Linked DNA regions of Homo sapiens: region 2 is linked to region 1. Evidence: read pairs that join two places in POLR2A ChIA-PET (ENCODE). Cell type or tissue: K562. All regions are shown on one strand. Links, peaks and the distances in the headings refer to the core of each region. The heading gives the core; the rest is flanking DNA. Region 1 holds the start of DNMT3L (DNA methyltransferase 3 like). Region 2 overlaps PFKL (phosphofructokinase, liver type).

Evidence for each region. ChIA-PET counts read pairs that join two places held together with the same protein. Peaks named below come from ENCODE experiments on the same cell type or tissue, not always from the same donor. Only the 100,000 strongest peaks of a DNase experiment are listed, where the experiment ranks them.
Region 2: POLR2A ChIA-PET joins it to region 1 with 6 read pairs; 4 of 35 experiments call an interaction of 5 or more read pairs at or near these places.

The regions. Positions count from the first base shown.
Region 1 is chr21:44,260,105-44,266,381 of GRCh38, forward strand. It overlaps DNMT3L (DNA methyltransferase 3 like), which reads right to left and starts at 1,793. Exons shown (of 12, transcript NM_175867.3): 1 at 1,636-1,793; 2 at 1,050-1,162; 3 at 691-735. The coding sequence starts at 1,155. RefSeq lists enhancers at 1,508-2,067, 5,932-6,277. In K562, for the core only: no CTCF peak of the experiment used is centred there; a DNase peak (open chromatin) is centred at 1,897; H3K27me3 peaks cover 1,375 bases.
Region 2 is chr21:44,314,663-44,320,391 of GRCh38, forward strand. PFKL (phosphofructokinase, liver type) reads left to right here. Exons shown (of 22, transcript NM_002626.6): 8 at 1,582-1,677; 9 at 1,770-1,862; 10 at 3,808-3,933; 11 at 4,689-4,753; 12 at 5,422-5,485. Among named protein-coding and RNA genes, the nearest start is that of PFKL, 17 kb to the left of the region's middle. In K562, for the core only: no CTCF peak of the experiment used is centred there; no DNase peak of the experiment used is centred there.

The DNA of each region.
Region 1 (6,277 bases), core at 1-5,000:
TCCCCAAATGGAGCTGCAGAGCCCTCTCAAAATCCCAGCTGGCTTTTGGGCAGGAGTTGACAGGCTGATCCTAAATTCATACGGAAATGCAAAGGATCCAGAAAAGGCAAACCCACGTTGAGAGAAAGTCGAGGAGTGGTTGCCTAGAGTTAAAAGAAGGGAAGCAAGAAGGGGGAATTTGGAGTGACTGTTACTAGACATGGGTTTTCTTTTCAGGGTGATGAAAACCTTCTAAAATTAGATGGTGATGATGGTTGCTGACTCTGTAAATAAACTAAAATACATTAAACTATATGCTTTAAATGAAGCTACAGGGGCCTTGGGAGGGGGAGAAGGGATACACGTGGCACAGTGGTGTCCACTGCCTCCTTCCAGGATCTCACCGTCACCCAGGCTGGAGTGCAGTGGTGTTATCATAGCTCACTGCAGCCTCGACCTCCCCAGCTCAAGCAATCCTCCCAACTCAGCCTCCTGAGTAGCTGGGACTACAGGTGCATGCCACCATGCCTGGTTAATTTTTATTTTTATTTTTTTGTAGAGACAGAGTCTCACTATGTTGCCTAGGCTGGTCTCAAACTCCTGGGCTCAAATGATCCTCCCACATTGGTCTCCCAAAGTGCTGGGATTATAGGTGTGAGCCACTGTGCCCCGTCTCTTTTGTCTGGTGTGGGCCAGTATGCAAACACTCACCTTCTATATTTCGCTGGTTAGCCTTGACTTCATATGCAATAAGATCTGGAAAGGAAGATAAGAAGTAGCCCCTTTCTTCTTCCTCTGATCTCTTAATTTAAATTCGGCCAGGAAGTGAGCATCACAATTCGTTTTCCAAAGTCACAGGAGCCTGAGGTCCCCTGCCATCCCGCCCTCACACCTTATCTTGGTGTGTTAAACGCCCATACCTGGGGGAAGACTGTGGGTGGGGAACCTCCTGCCCCAGCCCGGGTGCCTGAATAATGCATGAATACTCCAGAAGCCTGGAACTCCAGACCTCATCCAGGCCTGGGATCAGCATCCTAAGTGACTGGTCCAATAAGCAGATGAGCCCTCACCTCTGCCTGTCCCGGGTGAAACGGAGCTTGAGAGCTCACTGGATCCCACCAAAATCACGTCCATGCTGGGCTCGGCCTCTGGGTCCAGGGCTGGGATGGCCGCCATGGGGATGCTGTGTCAGGACACACGGACACAGATGTGAGAAAGCCGTCAGCCCCTGCTCAGATCCCTGATGCACCCCAGCACGGGAAGCAGCTTGCTGAGCAGACCTTGACTAGTTCAGGCCACCTGAACCCCCGCGGTGACACCCACCTGCCCAACCCAGGGATGAGGGGCAGGACAGCCAAGGCCAGTGCCAGCCCTGAGAGGGGCTCAAGGGTCCCCTGAGGCGTGCCCCCCACCTGCCTGGCCCTGTTACAACATGGAAGATGGGGCAAAAAGGGGAGGGCAGGGCCCTCATGAGGACCTGGGGCCAATGGCCGCTGCAGCCCCTGCTTTCCTCTGGGCCCAGCCTTCGACCCCTCAGGGACTCCCATGCCCCAGCCTCCTACAGTGTCCCTCAGGCCCAGCAGGGACCCCTGGGGATGGTCTTGGCCAGCCGCACCCTTGAAGGCAGCATGGTCAGGGAGTAGGAAAGAGACTCACAGGGCTGCTGCCACGGCTCCGGGTACAGCCAGCTGGTGGGTTCAAGGTTCCAGTGGTCCGGGGCTTCCAGGCTCAGGGTCCCCGGGGAGGACTGGGCCATGGAACGAGGGACGGCGCAGGCAAAGAATGAGCTGGAAGGATCCAGGCCCACCTGGGACAGCGGGTGGCCAGAGGTCACCAGGCTATGGGGGCAAAGAATCTGGGCGTGTCCCGCGGGGGCGGGGAGGGGCGGGGGCGGGGCAGCCCTTCAGTGCCGGTTTGCAGTGGGAGGGGCGAGGAGCTGCGGGGGGTCACTTGGGGTGGGGAGCTAGGAAGCTGGGGGACGGGCAGGGAAAGGGAACCCTCAGGTGGGGAGGGTTAAGAGCTCAGTGGGGCTGGGGGATTGGGGTTCAGAGGATGGGGCCCTCAGGGTGGAGTGAGGGGTGGGGTTTGGGGACCTCAGTGGGGAGTGGGGTTCAGGGGAGGGGTGGAGATGGGAGGACTGGGGATGGGGCAGATGAGGGGGGTTTCAGTAGAGGGGGGCCCTTGGGGTGGGGTGGGGGATAGGGGTGGCTGTGGGGTAGGGGCAGGGCGCTCAGAGGTGGGGTTTAGGAAGGTCATAGGGGTGGGCTTCAGGGCAAGGGTGAAGAAAGGGATGAGGGTGGAGGGTGGAGGGGTGGAGGGGTGGAGGGTGGAGGGTGGAGGGTGGAGGTAGGGCAGGGCGGGGGGTTAGGTGGAGTTGGCCCCCTGGGTGGAGATGGGTGAGGATTAGTGGAGGTGGCCCTCAGGGCAGGGTGGGTGGGTGGAGGGCGGGGCTTAGGGAGATCTGTTGGGGGATTAGGGAGTGGGGGTGGGGGTGGATGCTGAGTTGGAGATGGGGGCCTTCAGGGGAGGTGGTCCTTTGGCGGGATGGGGGTGATGATAGGGTGAGGGTGGGCACTCCGGGGCAGGGCTCAGTGGCGGGGGTCGGGGCTCAGGGCAAGGGTAGAGACGGGGTGAAAGTAGGAATGGGGGTGTGAGGCCGAGGATGGGGGTTTCAGGGGAGGTGGCCTTTAGGGCAGGATAGGGGTGAGAATGGGGTGGGGATGGGCCTCAGGGATCTCAGGGTCGGTTGGGATGGGAGTGGGGGTGGGGGTAGATGGTGAGGAGGAGATGGGGGTGTTCAGGGGAGGTGGTCCTCTGGCGGGATAGAGGGAGGGGCGTTCAGGAGCCGGGCTTGGGAGCTCAGTCTGGAGCCCCAGGTTTGGGGGGCAGCTGTGGGGGAGAGAAGGAAACAGGGAAGGCCCTGGAGGATGGGGTAAGGGGTGTTGGGTGGGGAATGTCAGGGCAGGTGGGGGGTTGGGGAGCTGGGAGGGGTAGGTTCAGGGTGGGGGTGGAACGTGGAAGCAGGGAAGGGAGCAGGAAGGTGGGGTGGGCAGAGGGGCAGTGTGGGAGGTGCGGGGTGGGTTGGGAAGGGGGACTTTGTTGGAGGGAGGTTAGGGGCTTCAGAGCAGGGGGCGGAGGACCGCCGGGCAGGGCTGGAGCCACAGGACAATTGTGCTGGTCGAAAGTGGGAGAAGACCCTTGCGGGAGGTAACCCCCCTGAAGTGTGGGCTGGGCCTGGTGACTTCCTTCTGCAAGTACTGCATGAGGGGTGACCACACAGGGGCAGCCTGATGACCCCTTGGCCCCTGGCCCAGGCCAGCGTCTCGGGGAGGATTCGCCTGGGTGGGTGCCCCGCACCGGGGCTTTCTCCCCCCACCCACAGCCCAGCCTCTCCAGGAGTGAACTGGGTCGGAGCAGAGGCGGCCCAGTGCCTGAGCCCTCCTCACTGGGGCAGTCAGGCCGCCCAGCGGGAGAGTCTGAAAAACAGCGGGGCAGGGGGCGGGGGGACCCTGAGGCACTGCGACAATGAAGTGTCACATGGGATCCCGGGACAGAGAGGGGCGGTAGGGAGTGGGAAATCTGAATAAAATGTGGCTCCTTGGCTCTAAGTTGGTGTGTCTGCAGGTTTGTTCATGTAACCACAGTGTCCATGGGGGCCTGAGGGCTGGGTGGGGGTTGCGGCAGTTCTGGACTAGCGCCTCAAGGTTTGTATAACTTTAAAGCTGTTCTAACATAGTTACTTTTTTTAATGAAAAAAAGTGAAGGGAGAGAATACTGAGGATGACAGTGAGATCACTTCCCTGTGTTTGAGTAAAATGATCTTGTTTTCTCCTCCTTTTATTCCAAAGAGCTTTGTTTTTCAGGAGCTCACGGGATTGAAAGTGATTAGAAGGAGACAGCGGGAGCAGCAGGCCCATCTGTCCCCTGACCCCAGCCCCACACCCAACCTCCCCTGCCCTGCAGGGCTGTTCCCACCAGCACAAGTGGAAAGGGGAGAATTCCTGGGGGCTGGTTTTGGCTCCAAGGAGGGGCAGTTTTCTTTTTTCTTTTTCTTTTTTTTTTTTTTTTTGAGATGGAATCTCGCTCTGTCGCACAGGCTGGAGTGCAGTGGCGCCATCTCGGCTCACCGCAAGCTCTGCCTTCCGGGTTCACGCCATTCTCCTGCCTCAGTCTCCCGAGTAGCTGGGACTACAGGCGCCCGCCACCATGCCCGGCTAATTTTTTGTATATATTTTTTTTTTTTAGTAGAGATGGGGTTTCACCGTGTTAGCCAGGATGGTCTCGATCTCCCGACCTCATGATCCACCCGCCTCGGCCTCCCAAAGTGCTAGGATTACAGGCGTGAGCCACCGCACCCGGCCTGTTTTTCTTTTTCTTTTTCTTTTTTTTTTGAGACAGAGTCTCGCTCTGTTGCCAGGCTGGAGTGCAATGACGTGATCTTGGATCACCGCAACCTCAGCCTCCCAAGTAGCTGTGATTACAGGCATGCACCACCATACTCGGCTTTTGTTTTGTTTTGTTTTGTTTTGTTTTTTGAGGAGTCTCCCTCTATTGCCCAGGCTGGAGTGCAGTGGTGCCATCTCTGCTCACTGCAACCTCCAGCTCCCCGGTTCAAGAGAATCCTCAGCTTCCTGAGTATCTGGGGTTACAGGCGTGCACCACCACGCATGGCTAATTTTTGTATTTTTAGTAGAGACAAGGTTTCACCATATTGGCCAGGCTGGTCTCAAACTCCTGATCTCGTGATCTGCCCACCTTGGTCTCCCGAAGTGCTGGAATTACAGGCGTGAGCCACCGCGCCCGGGCTGCCAGGCTAATTTTTTGTATTTTTAGTAGAGATGGGGTTTCACCACGTTAGCCAGTATGGTCTCGATCTCCTGACCTTGTGATCTGCCCGCCTCAGCCTCCCAAAGTGCTGGGATTACAGGCGTGAGCCACTGCGCCCAGCCTATTTTTCTTTTCTTTTTTTTTTTTTTTTGAGACAGAGTCTCTCTCTGTTGCCAGGCTGGAGTGCAGTGACGTGATCTCGGCTCACTGCCACCTCACCCTCCTGAGTAGCTGTGATTATAGGCACGCACCACCATGCCCGGCTAATTTTTGGGGAGGGGGGTCTCGCTCTATTGCCCAGGCTGGAGTGCAGTGCTGCCACCTCGGCTCACTGCAACCTCTGCCTCCCAGGTTCAAGCGAGTCTCCTGCCTCAGCCTCCCGAGTAGCTGGGGTTACAGGCGTGCACTACCACGCATGGCTAATTTTTGTATTTTTAGTAGAGACAAGATTTCACCATGTTGGCCAGGCTGGTCTCAAACTCCTGACTTCATGATCCACCCGCCTCAGCCTCTCAAAGTGCTGGGATTACAGGTGTGAGCCACCTCGCCCCGGCTGCCTGGCTAATTTTTGTATTTTTAGTGGAGACGGGGTTCACTATGTTGGCCAGTCTGGTCTCGAACTCCTGACCTCAAGTTATCCTGGAAGGGCAGTTTTCTTTTTTCTTTTTTTCTTTTCTTTTCTTTTTTTTTTTTTTTTTGGAGATAGAGTCTCGCTCTGTGGCCCAGGCTGGAGTACAGTAGCAATTTCAGCTCACTGCAACCTCCGCCTCCCGGGTTCAAGCAACTCTCTTGCCTCAGCCTCCCTAGTATCTGGGATTACAGGTGCATGCCACCACACCCAGCATTTTTTGTATTTTTAGTAGAGACGGGGTTTCACCCTGTTGGCCAGGCTGGTCTCGACCTCCTGACCTCAGGTAACCCGCCTGCCTCGGCCTCCCAAGGTGCTGGGATTACAGGTGTGAGCCACTGCGCCCGGCTTCCGGAAGGGCAGTTTTCTAACTTCACACCCCAGAACCTCCTGCAGTAAAGGAAGGTTCTGTCCAGGGCGGGTGCCCTGGCGTAGGCCACAGGACAGGAAGCCCCTCGCATCCATCAGAGCCCCCAGTCCCCGTGCACCCCACTGCTGCTCAGCAGAGACCAGAGCGGTCTCAGCAGGAGAGAGGCCCGGTGCTCTACAGATGGGCCCCAGAAAAGCTGGCCTCTCATGGGGAGCTCTCTGGGAGCTCAGTCCCTGAGGCCACCACTGGCATCGGCCCCTGTGATATACCCACCAGCATGCGGACCACAGGTGCTGGTCACTGGGGGACCTCTGGCCTCACTCTCCATGCCCCAGAAAGCCCCAAGGACGCAAACGTGGCAGGGTGGGCCTTAAAGCTCCCCAAGCAGGGCTACGGGGGCTGGTGGAGCACAGTCCCCGCTGTGTGGCTGCCCCTTCCTGGCACTCATGGATGCATCTGGAGTCTTCCTTCTG
Region 2 (5,729 bases), core at 264-5,263, 55 kb after region 1:
GGGTGGAGTTGGGGGCTCTGGCCTAGAACAGGCTGACACTGCCCTGTGGACCCTGAGACCCCTCAACTGGGACAGGTCGGCCCCTTGGTGGGGTGGGGCTCAATGGTGGACCAGAGGCACGGGCCATTCAGGCTGTCCTTCGCCCACACCCGACCATGCAGGGCAAGGCCAGGGGCCCCCGTGGCTCTAGCTCTGTCCTCTGTGCGCTGAGGCTGAGGCAGGACCACTGGAACCAGCCCTGGGGGCAGAGGGTGGGTTTGGGACTGACACGGTATCCCTGTCCCCGTGTGAAGGTGGCAGCGTCACTCCCATCTGTGTGGACACTGGTTCCACCTCCGCGTGGCTGTACAGTGCTGCCGAGGGCAGTGGGAGAGGCCGTGGGTAATGACCTGGCTTCTAGAACCTTCCCCAGTGGAGCCTAGGGGCCGGGCGGAGATGGAGCCCAACAGGCGAGGCTGGCCCAAGGTGCGGGTCCTATGAGGGGCTTGCTCTCCTAGGGCAGGGACTTCCCGGGGGTTCCGGCTCCAGTGGTGACCTTGGCCTTAGCTTATGTCTGTGACTCACATTGGGCCCTCCTGGAAGTGGCCTGGATGCAAGGTCGGCCCACCTGGTTCCTTCCTGCTCTGTGTGAGCAGCTCAGGCCCTCACTGAGAGTCTGTTTCCCCCTGTAACATGCGGGTTCCCGCCTTGCCCACCACCCAGGGTGCACTGGGGCAGGGAGGGTGGCACAGCTCTCCTGCTGGACCTGCAGCCCATCTTCCGGGTGTCTGACCTCACCTGCACTGGCGCCACCTCCTCCAGGTAGCCCTCCACTCCCACCACACCCGGGCCCTGTCTGAGCTGCTCCAACCCTGTCCCTGTAGGAGGCATTGTGGCCCGTGGTGGGCAAACATGGGGCTTGTGGCTCAGAGCGAGTCCCACAAATGTTGGCTGGGTCATTGAAGTGGACGGCCGAAAAGCTCTTTCAGTTCCCAGAGAGCTGGGCCGCGGCTGGTGTGTGGTGCTGAGGCAGCAGCCTGAGGCTGGCAGAGGGGATGGTGTGTCCTATGTGCACCAGTGTGGACCCACAGTGGCTTCAGGGTGCAGGGTGTCCGGGGAGCCCTGGCTGGTGCCAGCGATGCGGGGCCCCTGGTTATAAGGATGAGCAGATGGAAGCTCACAGGGGCCCCAGGTACCTGGCCCAGGCTAGCCCGGGCAGGCCCCTCTGCCCTGTGCCCCGTGGAGCTGCAGCCCTGTGCGTCTTCCCGCCTGGAAGGCTTCACCAGACACAAGGGCCCAGCCCCAGCTGTGTGTGTGCTGGGCCCAGCCCCGAGGGCCCCCTTCCTCCCCTGCTGCCCTTCCCAGGCTTTCGGGCAGAGCCCTCTTGTTCACCGCCTCCAGGAGGGCGGGGCGTCCTAGTGGGCCCAGCCTCATCTCTGCCCTCGCGCTCCAGGCCTGCTTTCCTCCTGCTGGGTGGGGATTGTGCCCTGGCCCATGTGGGTTGGGAATGGTGGCCCCAGGGAGGGCTCCTGGCACCCGGGGGCTGTGTCCGGGGCAGGTTTCCCTGCCTGGCAGCTGAGCCCTGTCGTGTCTTTGACCCAGACTCGGAGCCGTGGGTCCCGACTGAACATCATCATCATCGCTGAGGGTGCCATTGACCGCAACGGGAAGCCCATCTCGTCCAGCTACGTGAAGGACGTGCGTGTGGGCCTGGGGGTGGCCACTGGGCACCTGCTCCTCTAGGCCGTGTGGGCTGGGGCTCAGGGCTGGTCCTTCCCACTGTCCTGCAGCTGGTGGTTCAGAGGCTGGGCTTCGACACCCGTGTAACTGTGCTGGGCCACGTGCAGCGGGGAGGGACGCCCTCTGCCTTCGACCGGATCCTGGTAAGTGGCCATCACCCTGCCCTGCGTACGTGCGTGGGTAAGCGTGGTGTGTGGGTGTGGGTGTGGGCAGTGTGCACGCGAGCATGGCACGTGCACTGTGTCCATGTGGCTGTGGGTGAGTGTCCGTGTCTGTGTGTGGGGGTGTATGTGTGGGGGACGCGTGGTCCTTGTGGGTGTGTCTGTGTGTGTCTGGTCCGTGTGGGTGTGTGTGGCAGTGTGTGTGGGTGTGTGTCAGTGTGGGTGTGTGTGGGTGTTCCCTCAAGCTGTTGCTCCTCCTGGGGGAGACTGAGGCCTGGCTTCTCCGTTCCCCTGCAGGTATAGGGAACTCAGACCTGGGGACCATGGGAGGCCCCCCACCAGCCTGTGCCTCCTGGCTGTTCTGACCCCCACCCTCTGCCAGCCCAACGTGGCAGCAGTCAGGGCCAGGGGCAGGCCCTGGGAGAGGGGCTGGGTGGGCAGAGGGTGGTGCCCATGGCGCCTGTGGCGTCACAGTCTGGGAGGCTGGTGCTGGGAGGGAGCATTCGGGGTCTGGCCTGGCCTCGCCGTCCTTGGTCCTGATCACCGCTGGGTCTCACTTTGTCCTCTGCAAAATGGGAATGAAGTTGGAGCCAAATGGAGTGGGTCTGGGGCCAGGAAGGCACCATGGTAGGCAAAATGCCTGTGTATGAGGGTGGTCACCCTCTCAGGCAGGGCCAGAGACTGTCAGACAGGTGGGACTTGTGCTGAGGGAGACCAGGTGACTGCGCCCAGCCCTGTGACTGCACCTGGCCCTGTGACTCGTGTGCTGAGCCGAGCATTCCCAGGGAACCCACACAGCTGGACGAGGGCCACTCTATAGAGGGGAGGCTTCCTCAGAGAGGGGCCCCGCCGACCTAGCCAGGCAGCTGCTGTCCCCTCTGTGAGGCCTCAGGCTCACTCTGAAGAGCCTCTTGAGGGGCCGGGGACATCAGGGCAAGCCAGCCGCTGCTGAGCCTGGGGTGATGGAAATGCCGCTGCTGTGACCGGGCCAGCCATGCACTCCCAGCCTGCAGGCTGCTGGGTTTTCCAGCCAGTGTCTTGGATGCCTGATGCCGGGTGTGAAACAAAGGACAGTTGATCGCCCCTAGCCGCGGCTGTCACCCAGAGCGTCAGCATTCTTGTGCTCCCTGAGCCCGTATTCCCACTGGGTGCTGCGAAGGGGCCAGGGGACCCTAGCACGTGCAGTGGTAACCTGCACTTTTCCAAGGAGCCTCATCCTGCATGGGGGGTGTCTCCGAGGCTGCTCCCTAAACAGCGTCCTGGAGAGACTGCCCAGAATAAGGTGCCGCCTGTGCCTCACTTGCAAGATGAAAAAACCTGTGTGGAACACGGAGGGCTGTCTGTGGCCCCGGGGGTCCAGCTGCTGGGCTTCTACAGGGCTGGCCACTGGTGGTCATGGGACGGCCACGGCAACCGCAGGCCTGGCTTTCTTGTCCACTGTGGCCGGTTCCCGGGGTGGGGCTGGGGCCTGCCTTTGCAGTGTGTCCCTGGGGGGCAGCTCCTGGATGTGTCCTCTGCCCAGCCCTTTGGCCGGTGCGGACACACACCAGGGAAGTCACGACATGAGGGCCTCCACGGGAGGATCCATCGCAGCGGATGGGGCCCTGGGGACCTGGCTCCCGCCCTTGCCTTGCGCGCCTAGCGATGGCAGCGAGCGACGGTGGGTGGGTCGCATTGCATGGCACCCTGCAGCCAGCAGTGCAGGCTGGGCCTTCCAGCAGGGCAGCGAGGACTCTGTGAAATGGTGTCTGGTGTGCCGTCGTGAATGCTGGTCAGACACGTTTCCATCTCTGATGCCACCTGTTCTGGAAGCTTCCGTCAGCGTGGGGGGCTCTGGAAGCTGGGGTTTGCACATCTACAGAGGATGGGCATGTGGCTTGGGGTAGAGGGACCAAGTGGGTGTGCCAGCCTGAACCCTTCCCCACAGAGCAGCAAGATGGGCATGGAGGCGGTGATGGCGCTGCTGGAAGCCACGCCTGACACGCCGGCCTGCGTGGTCACCCTCTCGGGGAACCAGTCAGTGCGGCTGCCCCTCATGGAGTGCGTGCAGATGGTAAGCCCTGGGCCCCCCCCATCAGAACCGCCTGGCCCCTCTCCCCAGTCCCCACTCACAGGCCCCACTGCTCTCTGGGGGCCCCAGCACTGTGAGCACCGGAGGGCAGGGCCTCGTGGCTGGCCCAGGGCATCCCAGGTCTCCAGGGAGGGGAGGGATGTGAGCACATCCCTGGGTGGGACGTGGGACCTGGGACGTTCCCCAGGAGGTGTGTCGGAGCTGCAGGGAGCCTGGTGAGCATGGGAAGTCACAGGGGTCCACGGCCACTGAGCTTCTGTAGGCAGTGGTGGGAGTTGGGGTTACGATGGGACGGAGGAGGAGGGGCCAGTGATCAGAGCAGAGCCCTGGGAGGAGCTCAGGCAGGTGATGGGGAACACTGGGGTGGCTGGAGCAGGGACCCCAGGAGAGGAGGTACGGGGAAGGCAGAGGCGAGGGGGCCGGGTGTGGGGGCTGGTCCAGCCCTGGCTCGGTGGGTTTGGAGGCCTGCAACTGGGGCAGAGTGCCCTGCCTGGAGCTGGAGCTGCTGAGAGGTGAGGAGGGCAGCTGGGGGCAGGGTAGGGCCTCCTGGTCTCAGCCAGCCCCAGAAGAGCTGGCCTTGGTGGTGACCGCTGTTCCTAGGGAGAGGCTGCCAGGCCTGGGCCAGGGTCAGGAGATGCCGGCCAGATCTGCCCTCGTCAGGCCCACCAGACAGGGCAGTAGCCATGGGTGTGCGGGCCAGGCTCTCCATAGTCTGTGTTCTGTTTCTCTTCCTTAAGACCAAGGAAGTGCAGAAAGCCATGGATGACAAGAGGTTTGACGAGGCCACCCAGCTCCGTGGTGGGTAAGCCCCCTCAGCAGACCCCTGCACTCTTACATGGCTGGGTCCCGGTGCCAGGCAGCATGTGCTGCAGTGGCGCTATGCACGCCTGGCCTGGGTCATCCTTCTAGGCACCGCGTCTGAAGATCGAGGGAGGAAGGGGCCTGCGGGTGGTACAGGAGGCGGGCTGGGAGGTGTGGTACCACAGGAGACCCTGGGCGGTGGCACGGGCAGGGCCCAGTGCACAGGGATCTGGGCATGGCGAGGGGATGAGAAGCTGTGGATACAAGCCCAGGACATGGGGTGGCCCCGCGGGGGCTGGGAAGGCTGGCAGATGTTGGGTGTGGGTACCACCCCCCTGCAGGCGTCCTGGCGGCCGGGTCAGGCTGGATTGGACGTCTGGGTTCCCATGCGTGCCTCCACCCGCTACCAAGGTGGCCAACCCTCCCTTGAGCTGGATGCCGGCCACGTGCTTTGCTGCACGGGCTGGCGTGGCCTCGTGTTGTGTTGGGGGTCTCGCACCTTCTGTGGAAGGTGCCCTGCCTGGCATGCGCGGTGTCTGCTGCCTCATGGCTGAGCTTCCATCGGGCCGTGTGCCTGTGACCAGCCTCCTGGGCTCTGTCACGGCTGCGCTGTGGCTGTACGCCGTGGCGCTGCAGGGCTGTGCATGGTGTGACCCGAATCCCTTCCAGGAGCTTCGAGAACAACTGGAACATTTACAAGCTCCTCGCCCACCAGAAGCCCCCCAAGGAGAAGGTGAGGCAGGGAGCGGCGCCCACAGAGGGAGGAACGGGCTCAGTTATTCTGCAGCCTCTTCACGCTGGCCCCGTGGCTGGGCCTGCCTGCCCCCACCTTCCCTCCTGCTGGGGTCCGAGCTGTGAGCTGGGAGGGTGGGCCTGACCTCTGCCTGGGCTCAGGCACCACTGTGGCTGGCAGGTCCCGGGTGCTGGGACCCTGGCTGCAGGGCTGGCTGTTGCTTCTCAGTGGTGGATGGAAATGA